2 separate regions of the Homo sapiens genome follow, and region 1 is linked to region 2. A link is a contact called in ENCODE Hi-C data. All regions are on one chromosome and are shown on one strand. Each heading gives the region's core, a stretch centred on a gene start or an enhancer-like site at or near the end of the contact. The rest is flanking DNA. Distances are from core to core; before and after follow the strand shown.

Evidence for each region. Hi-C counts contacts between places; a loop is a spot of excess contacts on that map. Pooled maps may share reads with other maps.
Region 1: a loop to region 2 is called in a pooled map, with 5 times the contacts of the local background. The contact joins the enhancer-like site here to the promoter of WDR44 in region 2. A Hi-C loop is called at or near these places in 3 of 37 single-sample maps with no recorded cell type and 3 of 50 pooled maps.

What each region holds. Positions count from the first base shown.
Region 1 is chrX:118,751,068-118,753,767 of GRCh38, reverse strand. The region is part of intron 4 of IL13RA1 (interleukin 13 receptor subunit alpha 1); the gene reads right to left. Among named protein-coding and RNA genes, the nearest start is that of IL13RA1, 25 kb to the right of the region's middle. RefSeq lists an enhancer at 1,423-1,522. Within about 2 kb of position 1,412, at least 3 of the 41 ENCODE cell types and tissues checked have a DNase peak (open chromatin) inside an H3K27ac peak, as active enhancers do.
Region 2 is chrX:118,344,699-118,347,428 of GRCh38, reverse strand. It overlaps WDR44 (WD repeat domain 44), which reads right to left and starts at 1,323. Exons shown (of 20, transcript NM_019045.5): 1 at 849-1,323. The coding sequence starts at 925. RefSeq lists enhancers at 648-1,191, 1,733-1,782, 1,973-2,092.

The sequences.
Region 1 (2,700 bases), core at 163-2,662, 410 kb before region 2:
CGGGCTTGAGCCCAGGAGTTCGAGAGCAACCTGGGCAACATAGCAAAACCCCATCTCTACAAAAAACACAAAAATTAGCTGGGCATGGTGGTACACACCTGTGATCCCAGCAACTCAGGAGGCTGACATGGGGGGATGGCTTGGGCCTGGGTGGTTGAAGCCGCAGTGGGCAATGATCACACCAACTGTACTTCAGCTTGGGCAACAGAGCAAGACCCTATCGCAAAAAAAAGTAGGATCCTTGATATCTGCCCCCTTGGATGCTAGTGACCCACCACTATCTTGGAATTGCATCTTGAGCGACCTCCAGTGGCTGTGCAGATTGTTCCCTGCAAAAAGACATCAACTGAGGGCTGAAAGCCAGCCCAAGTACCATCTGCTCTCAGCTTTGGTGAGAGCCTGCTTCAGCCCAGAGGAAGAGGAATGCTTTTTCAAATTGGTCAGTCCAGGTTTTTTTGTAATTCATTCACCCAGAGGAAACATTCTTTTAACAATTTGCATTGAGACTTTGTTTTTGCTAGTATATCCCCAAGGCACTTCCCTATTTTTGTCTTAGAAGAACCCCAAGGACTAGGCTACCATCTGCCTCCAGTGCCACCCTGATTCTAATAGCTGGGATAATTTTCTACCCAGTCTGCCATGGAATGAGATACAGTTTTAAGACTTCTTCCCTTCTTTTCCAGTCCCTTATATAGACATAGATTCTTTAAAGGTTTTCCCTGCGGTTTTACCAATAATGATTCCAGGGAAAACAAGAGGGGTTAATAGCATAATAAACACATGGATGCTGCCAACTCACAAGACATCTTAAAAGCCTGTGTAACAGCTCTCCCTAAACTTTACTACAACATCAACAGCCAGGCTACTCCTTCTTAGTAAGGCTTAGTTCTTTGGCCCCTTCTTAGCAATTCTTTAGGGAGCTGGATCTACTCAATCCTTCTCTCTTTTTATTCATGAACCATAATATTCCTCAGTTGCTTATACCTCATAAGTCATCACCGCAACCCTGAATATTCTCTAGCTTTGGATCCTACCAAACATTCACAACTTATTTATGGAATACCTACTATATATCAGGCACCAGGAGAAACAAGACACAGCTCCCGCTCTCAAGAGAAACTGAAGCCTGTAGCAGGCTACCACCAAGTAACAGGAAATGACAACACAATGTGCTGGGTAGTATGACACAAGAAATTGCAAGGTGCCGTGAGACAAGAGGAAGGGACACATGTCTAGACTTGAGAGGTCAAGGAAGGCTTTCTGGAGAGGAAATGGTGTCTGGGCTGAAATAAGGATAAAGACAAATAAGAGGCATCCAAATGAAAAGGAAAGGCCTAGGCTACAAGAGGATGCAGAATGTTTCCACTATTCTGTTTGAATATTCTGTTTGAAATCTAGTGTTGTGTTTGAGTATTTGAAGAAAGCAGTCTGAGGAACTGAAAGAAGTTTGCTGCGGGCGAATGGTAGGCTGCAAGAGGGGCGGGGGTGCATGGAGGCAGATGCAACCGAGTCTGGAGAGGTTGACAGGGGCCAGGTCTGTCATAAAGCGATTTGTCTGTCATGCTGGAGAGTTTGGACTTTAACCTAAAGCCACCAGGGAGCCACTGAAGGGTTTTAAGTAAAGGAGAAACAACAGGTACCAAGAGTGAGCAGGTGAAACTACAAAACCTCAAATGAGATTTACATCAGGGGGGGAAAAAGAAACAGACCTCAGACATAACCACACAGAACTTCTGGCTCCACCTGCAGGATTTCCCAACTTTGCCAGGAGGATCCTTCCACCAGGGAGGAGTGCGGATGTGAATCCTGGGGCAACTTTGGAGGTTTTCATCCAAAAATGTGTGTTACTTTTTTTTTTTTTTTTTTTGCATTCTATTCCATGATATAGCCATGAGTGTTTTAATGTATCAAAAATGCTTTCCATCATGTCATCAGGCAAAATAGACACTCTAGCATGAAAGGCCATGTTTATCCAGTAGCTTCACAAGTCTTGGACATGGCTCTCCACATCCCATTCTCTCAGAAGAAGTCTTAACAAATGACAGTCAGGGAACAAGGCCATGTAGAGGCAGACTGCCTATGCTAGGTCTCCCCTTCTCCACCCTGACATCACAACGATTAAATACCTCCATTTCTCAAAATGCTCTTCCCCAGAGGCCAGCATCAGAGAAACTCCCCCATCTAGGCAGTCTTCCTCCTTCATCAAAGCCTCTCAGTCCCCTCTCCATCCACCCATCCACCTCCCCTCGACCACCACCCCAAGCTCCAACCTAACTTCCCACAGGAATCTATCTATCCCTCTGCAACAGCCTTCAGCATACACTGTCTTACTTAATTTAATGCAGGTCACTGTATCAGGCACTATCTTCTCCTCTATATTTTGAGCTTTAGGAGAGAAGAGATATGTTTTTTGTCTCTGCTGTGCATTCAGTGGTTTATCCACAAAGTGTTCTAAATAAAGGTTTACTGAATTAAACTGGATTAATCTGGTCTTTCTTCCTTGTTCTGTTGCTAATAATTCTAGGCTCTAAAGGGAATGATGGAAGACTAACTTAGAAATTTAACAAACTTTGTAGTAGATATAGTCACAAATACCAAATACTAAAGTATCAAATATCAAAATATCAAAGTTGTTTTGCAGGAAGCTAAACTACTTTTTGAGGCTGGGTGTGGTGGCTCACACCTGTAATCCCAGCACTT
Region 2 (2,730 bases), core at 74-2,573:
CAAGTCCTAGTCAAGCGAGCATTCCAACTACTGTACTTCCTATTCAGAATCACCCATATTAATCACCACTAAAACATCTTGCAGAATTAGATAAAGAACACAAAGCTGGGGCTCTCCTTCCAATCACCAGATTACTCAGCACTTGTTTGTCCCTCTGCAGTCAGTTGTGCACATTTCTTCTGTCTGGCCATCCTTTTAGACCGCATTCTGCCTAATAGGGACCGTGTATTCGATTTCCTTTACCTCACGATAAGGTGTTATTTTAATAAAACACTGTTGATCTAGAGTACATTCGCTAGAGGACTTTCTTAAGCAAATACCCAACCTTCCCCCCGCTCCTTTTCGCTGTGTGCAAGAAAAAGAGGACGGCAAATAGGGGAGAGTTACAGCCACCTCTGAAGTGAATAGGTAAGTTAGCGGTAAACGGGAGAATAAAAAACTACAAGTTACATTTCTCCTGTTACTGCTCCTTTAATCTACGGTCCCCGAGGCCAAAACGGATGTTTGAAAGGTAAGCTCAGAACCCCACAGATACAAATCTCCGACTCAGGCACGTAAGCTGTTCCCCCTCACAGAAGGCTGGATCAGAAGAGAAACGGGCTCCGAGACCGACCCTGGGACCGTTCAGTAGGGAAACGGCCGGGAGGCTGCCCGAGGTGGCTGACTCCCCCTTCTCCGAGTCACCCCGCCCTAAGAAGCCCCAGGTCTGGGTTCTGAAGTCCTCCAGTGAGACGGGGAGGAACAGCGGTGGCGGACACAGCGGGACCTGGGAGGGGTGTAGGGGGAAGACACAGGAGATGCGGGGGGCTTGGGATGCCCGGCTTCCTGTCATAGCTGCAGTCACTTACCCCACGGGGTAGCCGCCCCCTAGGTGCACATCTTCAGGGGCATCATAGAATTCCTCGGTGTCGCTTTCCGACGCCATTTATAGGACACACCCGCGGGTGAGGGGGCCGGCGCCGCCTGGAGGAAGGGTGACTCTTGTCTCCTCCTCGTCGACCTCCACCCGGGCGAGACTGGGGAAGTGGGTCTCGGGCGAGGCTGAGGGAGCAGACGATCTGTAGCGAGGAGACTGTTAAGGAAAGGGGGCCGCCCTCAGTTGCCGGGCTTCGGGAATGACCGGCAAAGCGGCCGCCTGAAGAGGCGGCGGTTGGTCCAGGGAATGTTGCTGCCACCGCTCCCAGTGATAGGTGTATAAGGAGCGCGAAAGAGGCGGTGGCTCCTCGCAGTAAGGGAAGAAGGGCGCGCCGGCTACAGCGGCTCCAGTTTCTCCCGCAGCAGCAATTTACAGCAGCTGGAAGAGCTAGTTGCCCGCAAAATACCGACGCGCACCTACCCTCGCGAGATTTCGGAGGGGCGGTAATACGTGGGCGGGGCGAAGAGGTGGCGGGGGCGGTTCCAGAGAGGCAGCGCTCCGATTACTTCGGCCCGAGAAGCCTATCAAAACGGCGCAAGCGCGTTGAGGGCGTTCGGTGAGGGCCGGAAGTAGCCGAGAAGGGAGGGGGTGAGCCTCCCGAAGGGAGGAGTCTAGGACCTGCGCAGGAGCAGCGTGGTGCCCTGGCTCTGAGAGCGCGCGGCCGACGTAGGTGGGGTCAGGCAGAAAGTCTTACTCCCTAACTCTGCAGTTCCAAAGAGACGCGTTTTGAGAGGGGTGATTTTGAGTCGGTCTTTTACTTGTAAAGAAATACTCTCGGGAAACGTTGGTGTGGACATTTTGGCGTATATTTACGATGTCTTACTATCCAAGCCCGGAATGTCCCACCCTAGGGCGTCGGCAGGTCCACCACCTCTGGCGTTACGAGAATAACTCGCCCTTATTCACTACGAGATCTCTAATTGAGATCCCTAGATATGATCCTGCCGGCCAGAGGGTGGGGTCCTTGAGATATACACGGGGAGTGTGCCAGTTCCATGGTGTAATGATGGATTTATTGCTGGAGCTGAGCCAGTATTAGGCCTCCGGTTACTTTTTCTCCGCACATGTCTGTCGCTGCCAACACAGTGTGAGAGAAGTTCTTACATACTGCCCAAGATGTGCGTCAGCTAAATGGTAAATATTTATTGAGCAGATATCATTGCAAGCCTACGAGCTAATGGCTTAATTCTGATCCTCAACTGCCCAGCGTCCGGTGATAAAAATAGAAAGGTACTTTTTAAAAAACCGAGATGTTCCTTCTTAAACCACGGGTCATTGACCATCAAGGTGATAACATTGACTTTCAGTATGATCACACAGCATATTTATTTCTCCAACTGACATCATGATAGGCATTTTGAGCTGTTCGTGCAGCCTCAATTAGTATTCAAGAAAAGGCTGGATTGGAGCCAGGGGTATGGTCTCAGAGAAACTGGAAAGGGGCTCTAGACTTTGTCAAGCAATCAGGGCAAGGTCTGCTGTGGTCTAGTGGACTTGGGTAAAAACCAAATGTCATATACTGTATATTCTATAATACCCCAGGGAGTTTAGGGAAAACACTGCGTAATCAAATATATTAATATTTTTGCAGCAAGATATATGATTGTTCATACGGGATAAATAAATACAAGTAAATAGCCTCATTCAGTTTGAGTCAGACGCTTCTGCCAAATAAGTTTAAGATAGATCTATTTGACTGTCAAATAAATTACTAAAAAAAAAAAAAAACAGAAACTTGGTTTCCAGAGCTTTTGAAGTTTCAGAATTGGAGACAAGGGATTTGTGGATCCTTGTGAGGGTATGACTTTTGTCAA